2 separate regions of the Homo sapiens genome follow, and region 2 is linked to region 1. A link is an interaction called in ENCODE POLR2A ChIA-PET data of the cell type or tissue named here. Cell type or tissue: OCI-LY7. All regions are shown on one strand. Links, peaks and the distances in the headings refer to the core of each region. The heading gives the core; the rest is flanking DNA. Region 1 has its middle 26 kb from the start of CXCR5. Region 2 overlaps DDX6 (DEAD-box helicase 6).

Region 1 (5,379 bases), core at 54-5,053:
TATCAAAAATTTTAAAGGGAAACCTGATCCGAAGAGGCACCTTTCTGCCTACAACACAGGCCCTTTCATCAGCTGACCACAGGAGGGGTGCTCCATGGAGCCCCAGGGCCACAGGCATCTCCATTTCAGAAGAGGAGTTCTGCCCTACAGGTACATAACTAAAAGTCCCTTCCAGAGGGTTTTCCTAGAATGAAAATGGATTAACTTCAGCTTTGAAATGACAAATTTCATTTCCTCTCCATTCCTATAAAAGCTTCAAAGATTTCAGGGTCAATTTTCTGTTGGGGCTCAAGCTCCAAGGGTCTGTGTGTGTGCATCCCCTGGATTCCCCAAGAAGAAGAACCCGGCCCAAGACCTCCATGCAGCCAAGCCTGTCTCTACCAAAAGCCAAAGCTTGGGCGAGAATACAGATGGAGGCTCATAGACCATATACCTGATAGTTACAAGTTATAAAGAGACTATTAGACCAAATATGGTTTATCCTCCTGTGATATTCTGAAATATATATTTGGTCTTTATCACCATTTCCCAGCATACAACTCCTAAAATCCTGGGAATCTACAAAGTGCTGTGTTTTGTTTTTTGCTTTTTTGTTTTGCTTTTTCTTTTGTGAGACGGAGTCTCCCTCTGTTACCCAGGCTGGAGTGCAATGGCACAATCTCACTCAACGTCCACCTCCCGGATTCAGATGACTCTCCTGCCTCAGCCTCCCGAGTAACTGAGATTACAGGTGCCCGCCTGTCACCAACATGGTGAAATCCCGTCTCTACTAAAAATACAAAAATTAGCTGGGCGTGGTGGTGTGCCTGTAATCTCAGCTACTCGGGAAGCTGAGGCCGGAGAGTCCCTTGAACCTGGGAAGCGGAGGTTGCAGTGAGCCGAGATCACGCCACTGCACTCCAGTCTGGGTGACAAGAGCAAAACTCCATCTTGGAAAATAAAAAATAAAAAAAGAACTAGGAAGCCAGCTGGAATTTAGAATTCTTGGACTCCTCAGTTTCTCCTCGGAATGTGGAAGTGCAGAGAGGTCTGGCCTGTCACAGTCAAGTCCCGCTCTTCCATTCTGTAACCGCCCAAGGGGTTCACCTTGCCTGCTGCCAATTAATCAGAGCTCTTTTATGTATAAACATCACACACACACACAACACATATAAATACAGACAGACAGAAGATTCAGCACTTGTAAGATTTTTCATTTGCCAGTTTCTTAATTGGATTACTGAGAGTGATTTAATTTATACTTCAAAAAGATTACTCTTGGCCGGGCATGGTAGCTCATGACTGCAATCTCGGCACTTTGGGAGGCCGAGGAAGGAGCATCGCTTGAGACCAGGAGTTTGAGACTAGCCTGGCCAACATAGTGAGACCCTGTCTCAAAAAAAAAAAAAAAAAAAAAGATGACTCTGGCTGCTGTGAGCAGAAAGGATTGTGGGGTGCACAGTGGAAGCAGGGAGACTAGCTGGGAGGTAGGGGCAGCAGTCCCAGAGTGAGAGAATGATGGTCTGGACTAAGATCAGGGCTAAGATCAGGTCTGGACTAAGATCTCCCTGTGGCCAGGGAGAAAGTGCACGAATGGAGGCAGCATCTGCGGGACTTGCTGTTGGGTTCCATGTGGGCGAATATGAGGAAGAAAGAGATGTCAAGAATAACTGGCCTCTTCTCTCCAGTGATGACCACATCCTGTCTGTCATAGCTGCCTTTGCCATATGTGGTCCCTATAACATATTTAAAATGTTGGTGTTCTCAAATTTGTTGATGTTTGCCTTTGTTATTTTTTTCATTATTTTTAAAATCTCAAGTCATTTCTCATTTCAAAACCTCCTATTATTTGGCCGGCTCAGTGGGTCATGCCTGTAATCCCAGCACTTTGGGAGGCGGAGGCGGGCAGATCACTTGAGGTCAGGAGTTCGAGACCAGCCTGGCCAACATGGTGAAACCCCGTCTCTACTAAAAATAAAAAAATTAGCCAGGTGTGGTGGTGCATGCCTATAATCCAAGATACTCGGGAAGCTGAGGCAGGAGAATAGCTTGAACCCGGGAGGCGGAGGTTGCAGTGAGCCGATGGTGCTACTGTACTGTATGGGTGACATACAGAGCAAGACTCTGTCTCAAAAATAAATAAATAAATAAACTCTCATATTATTTACCTATAATTTTTTCTTTTTTTAAATTAAAAATTAATTTTGGTATAAGAAATATTCTTCAAACTACTGGTAGCTATTCACTAGTGAGTTATTAGATCAATTTACTGGGCAGACACCAGAATTTTCTTTTTAATAATATAGGAATAGAATAGAATAGAATAGAATAGATCAGAGTCCATCTGACATAATAAGGATAAATATTGCTTTATAAACTTTTGTTTTAATTATTAATTTATATTCAGGCGAGATGTTCCACATATTTCTTACTGTGGGTCATAGTCCAAAAAGGTTTAAAAGCCTCTTTATAAAATGAAATAATAAAATCTGGTTATTTTAGTCCAAAACTGTAAGCAATTTTCCCAGTATTATTGAAAGACTAGTCTTCTCTTTCACCACTGATTTATGAGTCCTTCTTTAGCATGTATTACATTTTGGGGTTTTTTTGAGACAGAGTCTCACTTTATACCCCAGGCTGGAGTGCAGTGGCACAATCTTAGCTCACTGCAGCCTCAACCTCCCAGGCTTAAGCTGGGACTACAGGCACGTGCCACCATGCCTGGCTAATTTTTGTATTTTTTGTACAGATGGGGTTTCGCGACGTTGCCCAGGCTGGCCTGGGACTCCTGAGCTCACGTCATTCTCCCACCTGGGCCTCCTAAAGTGCTGGGATTACAGGTGTAAGCCACCATGCCCAGCCATGTGTATGAAATTCTAATACAACATACACTTTTTAAGCACTTCCTGTATGCCCTATATATGTTAGGCATGGGGAAAATGACACAATGGTGAGTACAAACATAGACTTTCTCTGCACTCCTGGAGCTTATGGAAATGCTGAGGTCTGTTTCTGGGTTATCTGTTCTGTTCCATTGGTCTTTCTACAGATTTTTGCCCAGTGGTGCAGTTGTTATCACTGTAATCGTCATTTGTTGAACAACTGTTATGGGCCAGGCATTCTGCTGAGTGTTTGACATATACTATTTCCTTTAATACTCATAAGGATGCTGTAAATGATATTCTTACTCCCATTTTACAGGAGGAAGAAACAGAGGCTACGAGATGTTAGGAAGGTTTCCCAAGATGGCAGCCTTAGTCTGCTCGGGCTGCCATACAAAATACTACAGACTGAGTGGCTTGTACAACAGAAATTTATCAATATCTTCTCACAGTTCTAGAGGCTGGAAGGTTCTGGCAGGGTTCAGCTTTGGGCAAGGGCTTTCTCCCTGGTTTGTAGATGGCCACCTTCTCGCTGTGTCTTCATGAAGTGCCCTTTCCTTTGTGCTGGGCAGGGGGTGGGGAAAGGAGACGGGGAGGAGAAGGGGAGGGCCTCAACATATGAATCTGAGGGGACACCATGCAGTCCATAGCAGTGACATGTTCAGGAAGTGGCAAAGTCAGATTCAAACCCAATTTTCTTCTTTTTTTTTTTTGAGACGGAGTCTTACTCTGTCGCCCTGGTTGGAGTGCAGTGGTGCAATCTTGGCTCACTGCCAGCTCTGCCTCCCAGGTTCACGCCATTCTCCTGCCTCAGCCTCCCGAGTAGCTGTGACTACAGGTGCCCACCACCACGCCGGGCTAATTTTTTTTTTTGTAATTTTTTTAGTAGAGGCGGGGTTTCACCATGTTAGCCAGGATGGTCTCGATCTCCTGACCTCGTGATCAGCCCACCACGGGCTCCCAAAGTGCTGGGATTACAGGCGTGAGCCACTGCACCTGGCCTAAACCCAGATTCTCTTTCTCCAGAACCTGAATTCCTCTTAACATCATTTCTTTTCTTTTTTTTTTTTTGAGTTGGAGTCTTTTTTTTTTTTTTTTTTTTTGAAACGGAGTCTCACTCTGTCGCCCGGCTGGAGTTCAGTGGCACAATCTCAGTTCACTGCAACCTCCATCTCCTGGGTTCAAGCGATTCTCCTGCCTTGGCCTCCTGAGTAGCTGGGATTACAGGCGTGCGCCACCACGCCTGGCTAATTTTTGTATTTTTAGTAGAGATGGGGTTTCACCATGTTGGTCAGGCTGGTCTCGAACTCCTGACCTCATGATCCGCCCGCCTCAGCCTCCCAAAGTGCTGGGATTACAGGTGTGAGCCACTGCGCCCAGCCATGAGATGGAGTCTTGCTCTGTTGTCCAGGCTGGAGTTCAGTGGTGCAATCGCAGCTCACTGGAACCCCCATCTCCTGGATTCAAGCAATTCTCCTGCCTCAGCCTCCCGAGTAGTTGGAATAACAGGTGTGCACCACCATGCCTGGCTTTTTTTTTTTTTTTTTTTTTTTTTTTGTATTTTTAGTAGAGACAGGGGTTTTATCATGTTGGCCAGGCTGGTCTCAGACTCCTGATTTCAGGTGATCTGCCCACCTCGGCCTCCCAAAGTGCTGGGATTATAGGTGTGAGCCACTACACACAGCTTAACATAATATCTAATAGGGGAAATCCTACCTTATTGTATTTATTTTCCAAAAGAAAAAAAACTCTATTCTTGTCTGTTTATTTTATAATTTTTTTTTTTAGAGTCAGGTTCTTGCTCTGTCACCCAGGCTGGAGTGCAGTGGCGCTATCATAGCTCACTGCAGCCTCAAACTCCTGGGCTCGAGCAATCCTCCTCATTCAGCCTCCTGAGAAGCTAGGACTATAGGCGTGCACCCATCAAGCCCGGCAAATTTTTAACAATTTTTTGTAGAAATGGAGTCTTGCTATGTTGCCTAGGCTGGTCTTGAACTCCTGGCCTCAAGGGATCCTCCTGTCTTGGCTTCCCAAAGTGCTGAGATTACAGATGTGAGCCACCATGCCCAGCCAATTTATTCTCTCAAATTAACTTCAAAAATCAATTTGACCTACACACACCCCACAATATGTACCAATATGTACCATCATGATATATCAATTTTGAAAAATATAGAGAAAAAGAAAAATGACAGTAGAAAAAAAAATCACTTTGATCCATTTCATGCGAGTGAGAATTGTCATCTTCCCCCCACTGAGTATTCCCATCCAGAAACACGCTATGTGCTGTCTCTCGGGGAAGTGGTATGGATTTCCTCTTATAGGTTTCACACACATTTCTTGCCACAGATTTTCTGAGCTCATAGTTTTTTAGTTTAGTGTTTCTCAGACCGTAATGTGCATACAATCACCTAGGGATCACTTTAAATGCAGTCTCTGATTCAGTAGGACCAGGGTGGAGCCTAGGATTCCAGTTTTAACAAGCTGTCAGTGACAGATCCAATGCTGATCTGTGGGC
Region 2 (5,379 bases), core at 122-5,121, 73 kb before region 1:
GAGGGAGACTCTGTCTCAAAAATAAATAAGGTGGGCGCACACCTGTAATCCCAACACTTTGGGAGGCCAAGGCAAGCGGATCACCTGAGGTCAGGAGTTCGAGAGTAGCCTGGCCAATACGGTGAAACCCACTCTCTACCAAAAATACAAAAATTAGCCAGCCATGGTGGCATGTGCCTGTAATCCCAGCTACTCAAGAGGCTGAGGCAGGAGAATTGCTTGAACCCGGGAGCCAAGATCCTGCGCCAGAGCAAGGCTCCGTTCCAAATAAATAAATAAAACAAAATAGGTTAACAGTTACATCAAACAATTGATATAATGCACTCAGCACAGTGCCTGGCAAAATAATAGCACAGTATTAGCCAATGAGCATCTCTTAATCTTTCTTTTTTATTGGAAATGCTAGAAATCATGAAAGAGAATAAAAACAAGGAGAATATAAATAAACTCTCTTTTTGGCCAGGTAAAAACCTCAAGTAATAAATACTCAAAGCATCTTTAAAAAAAAAAAAAAGATCAGGGAACATCTGCAGACAAAGTATTTAACTGTGACATCTTCGAAAAAGTTTTCACTGCAGCTGTTCTTACATAACCAGAGTCCCCAAAACATCTCAAATGCTCCATTCACAGACAAAAAGACCACTTATTTTACTTAAAACTAGGTCCTACATAATGCATACTCTAACATTGGTAACTTTTTGCTACCAATTCCAAGACTACTACTGTACTAAAGCCTTTTTTTTTTTTTTCTGAGATGGAGTCTTGCTATGTCACCCAGGCTAGAGTGCAGTGGCATGATCTCGGCTTACTGCAACCTCCACCTCCCGGGGTTCAAGCAATTCTCCTGCCTCAGCCTCCAGAGCAGCTGGGATTACAGGAGCTTGCCACTACACCTGGCTAGTTTTTGTATTTTTAGTAGAGACGGGGATTCAGCTGGTCTCAAACTCCTGACCTCGTGATCCTCCTGCCTTGGCCTCCCAAAGTGCTGGGATTACAGGCGTGAGCCACCTCACCCGGCCTACTAAAGCCTTTCATCTAAGCCTGTATCATCGAAGTTTCTGATGTCAGTTTGACATACCGTTGAATTCAACAAAATAGTGAATAATAATGCGTAAGATACAATGCAAAACCTGACCACAAGAAATTTATAATCTTATGAGATGAAAAAACTATTTAAAATGAGAAAGTAAGTGACGGAGGTTAAGTATTAGAAGTGTTCTGAGACACTTGATGGGATCTAGAGGACTTCATGGAAGAGAGGGCAGAGAAAATGAGATTTGAAGAACCGCAGAACTGAAAAGAAACCATTAATCGTAGGAAAACCAGAAAAGAAAAATCAAAATCCACTGTTGTCCCCAAATCAGAATTTATTTTTTATTTCTTTGAGATGGGGTCTTACCCTGTCACCCAGGCTTGAGTGCAGTGGTGCGATCATAGCTCACTGCAGCCTTTATTATTTGTAGAGACAGGGTCTTGCTATGTTGCCCAGGTTAGTCTCAAACTCCTGGCCTCAAGTGATCTTCCCACCTCAGCCTCCCAAAGTGATGGGATGAACGGCATGAGCCATCATATCCAGCCCCAGAATTTTTTAAATAGAAAATATTCTCATAGGCCAGGTGCAGTGGCTCACGCCTGTAATCCCAGCACTCTGGGAGGCCGAGGCAGGCAGATCACCTGAGGTCAGGAATTCAAGCCTAGCCTGCAAACATGATGAAATCTCATCTCTACTAAAAATACAAAAATTAGCCAGACGTGATGGTGGACACCTGTAATCCCAGCTACTTGGGAGGCAGAGGCAGGAGAATGGCTTGAACTGAACCCAGGAGGTGCAGGTTGCAGTGAGTCGAGATCACACCATTGCACTCTAGCCTGGGCAACAGAGTGAGTGAGAGTCCATCTCAAAAAAAAAAAAAATTAAAAATAGGCTGGGCGCAGTGGCTCACATGTGTAATCCCAGCACTGTGAGAGGTCGAGGTGGGCAGATCACTTGAGCTCAGGAGTTCCAGACCAGCCTGGGCAACATGACAAAACGCCGTCGCTACTGGTGCATGCCAGTAGTCCCCACTATTTGTAGGGCTGAGGCAGGAGGATCACTTGAGCCTGGGAAGTTGAGGCTGCAGTGAGCCATGATCGTGCCACCATACTCCAGCCTAGGCAACAAAGTGAGACCCTGTCTCAAAAAAAAAAAAAAAAGTTATAAAAAAAATTAAAAATAGTCTAAATTTTGCTAACCTACTTACATTCTGCCAAGACAAACTACAACTGAAGTAGTATTCATTTCTATACCAATTAAAGCATTCACCTTAAAAATAACAGAATATACACTAATACCAATTCTCCCAATGACCTAACCAATTCTGCTGAAAATTAGTTCTTAGAGGTCCTAGTGAACCACATACGGTAACTATATGACAGTCTGGTAGCTTGTATAAGCTATTTTTCTGTAGGAAGTGAAAAGATCTAGGTTGTAATAAAACATATACCTCAGTTCAGTAACCCAGTGTCAACATCTTATAAAGATTCCCAGGGTTAAATTATTTTATATGGCAAGTTTTTTTTTTTTTTTGAGATGGAGTATTTCTCTGTTGCCCAGGCTGGAGTGCAGTGACACGATCTTGGCTCTCTGCAACCTCCACCTCTCGGGTTCAAGTGATTCTCCCGCCTCAGCCTCCTGAGTAGCTGGGATTACAGGCGCATGCCATCACACCCAGCTGATTTTTGTATTTTTAGTAAAGACAGGGTTTCACCATGTTGGTCAGGCTGGCCTCAAACTTTTGACCTCGTGATCTACCTGCCTCAGCCTCCCAAAGTGCTGGGATTAAAGGCGTGAGCTACCGCACCTGGCCTTTTTTTTTTTTGAGATGGAGTTTCGCTCTTGTTGCCCAAGCTGGAGTGCAATGGTGCAATCTCGGCTCACTGCAACTCCGCCTCCCGGGTTTAAGTGATTCTCCTGCCTCAGCCTCCCAAGTAGCATTATGGGCATGTGCCACCACGCCCAGCTAATTTTGTACTTTTAGTAGAGACGGGGTTTATTTTTAGTAGAGACAAGGTTTCTCCATGTTTGTCAGGCTGGTCTCGAACTCCCGACCTCAGGTGATCCGCCCACCTTGGCCTCCCAATGTGCTTGGACTACAGGCGTGTGCCACTGCACCCGGACCTATATGGCAAGTTCTTAACAAAAGCCAAACATCAACTGGAGTCAAGAATCTTAAATGTTAATTTCCTATAACTGAATCTTTAAAGTGATGGTTACCATTCAAATATTGTAATTTAAACTATGCACTTAAAAGTAACAAATAGCCTACATACTTTCAGCTTTAAAAGAAAAAATATCCTCTAGTAAGAGGAGGCTCTTCAATTTTAAGGTTAACAAAAGGTTTCTGAGACTGTTCAGAACTGTGTTCTGTGAGTTCAAAATTCTTAGTTCCCTTTTTATATGTAAAAGGAGGAAAAAAATTAAAAATTTTTTTTTTGGGTAGAGACAGAGTCTCATTATGTTGCCTAGGCTGGTCTCAAACTCCTGGACTCAAGTGATCCTCCCACATTGGCCTCCCCAAAGTACAGGGATTACAGGCATGAGTCACCTCAACCAGCCAACTTTTTTTTTTTTTTAAAGTAAAAAAGCTAAGTTCCATAAGCTAAAAAAAGTTACGAGAAAATTTTCTGAGTGAATAATGCTTGGAGTTCAGAAGGCTGGGCAAGTCTTTAAAGACTCTAAAGACTCAGACTGAGTCTTTAAATTTAATACATAAAGTTGGCTTTATCTGCTGTTTAACTAGGGTAAGGTGCAGTCGTAAAAAAACTATACTGACAAAAACGAGATGACTAATAATTTTATTCATTTACAACAAACTAAGCTAATAACTTTTACACTAATTATGAAAGCCAGAAATGTTTCCAAAAACCATTTATACAAAATTTGTGTGTATCATCTGACCTCAGGATGACTACTTGCTGAACAAATTATGGCAGAAATATATTATTCTATTGCAAATACCTACTGGCCATAAAACAAAGTCATCTGTCCTCTATTTGGAATCAAAATGGTTAAATTAAGGCATAAGTATTAATAGTCAACACCAAAGTAACACAAATCTTGGTTCCCCACAAGTGTTTATTAATAATTTACTCTAACACTTACTTAATAGTGGTGGTCATACTCTGTGCTTGCTGCTGAGTGCCATTATTGATTGTGTTGGTGTTTTTCAGCTGGTTCATCTGTTGCTGTGTCTGTGTGCCCCCTCCTCCAGGGCCACCAGTGGGTTTCACAGGGCCTCTCAGCTGACCATTTTGACTGGACAGACCCATTATAACAGGGTTCTCTGTTCTGGCCGTGCTCATGCTGTTTTAATTGCAAAGGTCTTTCAAACTTCAAAACTTTTGAAAGTCAGTAGAGAAACTGTAATAACAGTTTATTAGGCTCTCCAAAATGAAGAGATAAATATAAGTCTTGCTCAATAAATGAGTCCTTTATTGCAATGCAGGCAAGCACCTGTAAGTCTCTGAACGGTAAGCAGCAGTAACTTGCTCTCTTGCACGGAATCAACTTTTTATTTTTAAAAAGCCCTCTAACAAGCTTGAGTTATATCTGAATTCACTCACGTCAATCTGAAACAAACAAACAAAATTAAATTAGCAAACACAACAGAAAAACTTTGTTTCCCTTTTAAAAGAACCCCTTTAAAAGAATTCTCATCTTTTATATTAAAGAATTAATAATACAGCTACACTTAGACCAAATCACGAGCCAAGCTAGGATAGACACAACTTTGAACTATCTCAAAAACACAATGAGGCCAATATCAAACATTTAAAATTGTTAATTCAAAGCAATCCAGAGATTAAGTAGAAAGAGACTAGTAAATTAGCACTACTCGTCAATGATAATCTCTTCTCTTCAGTTTCCTCCCCATGAATTCTCTAAGTCTCTGACATCTCTAAAAGTCAGTGATTCATTATACTTAATTGCATTACAACTCACTGAAGTATCACACAATTTAAACAAGACAATTCATTAATTTTCTTCTACTTGTAATAGCAACCGAGAGTCCTTATAGATTTAAGTGAGCTTTTGACTTGAACTTCACACTTCCAGAAAAAAACACCTTTGTGCCCTTACAAATTTCAACTATTAAACTTTATGGGCTGGGTGCTGGTGGCTCAGGCCTGTAATCGCAGCACTTTGAGAGGCCAATGCGGGCGATCTCTTGAGGTCAGGAGTTAGAGACCAGCCTGGACAACATAGCGAAACCCCATCTCTACTAAAAATACAAAATTTAGGCCGGGTGCAGTGGCTCATGCCTGTAATCCCAGCACTTTAGGAGGCCGAGGAAGGTGGATCATGAGGTCAGGAGTTCAGGATCAGCCTGGCCAAGATGG

What was found. Peaks named below come from ENCODE experiments on the same cell type or tissue, not always from the same donor. Only the 100,000 strongest peaks of a DNase experiment are listed, where the experiment ranks them.
Region 2: POLR2A ChIA-PET joins it to region 1 with 7 read pairs; 24 of 35 experiments call an interaction of 5 or more read pairs at or near these places.

The regions. Positions count from the first base shown.
Region 1 is chr11:118,854,872-118,860,250 of GRCh38, forward strand. No RefSeq gene overlaps it. Among named protein-coding and RNA genes, the nearest start is that of CXCR5, 26 kb to the right of the region's middle. RefSeq lists an enhancer at 1,554-1,643. In OCI-LY7, for the core only: no CTCF peak of the experiment used is centred there; DNase peaks (open chromatin) are centred at 1,650 and 2,820; H3K27ac peaks cover 1,234 bases.
Region 2 is chr11:118,781,911-118,787,289 of GRCh38, forward strand. DDX6 (DEAD-box helicase 6) reads right to left here. Exons shown (of 14, transcript NM_004397.6): 2 at 4,142-4,608. The coding sequence starts at 4,341. Among named protein-coding and RNA genes, the nearest start is that of DDX6, 6.6 kb to the right of the region's middle. RefSeq lists a silencer at 536-736. In OCI-LY7, for the core only: no CTCF peak of the experiment used is centred there; no DNase peak of the experiment used is centred there; H3K4me3 peaks cover 334 bases; H3K27ac peaks cover 398 bases.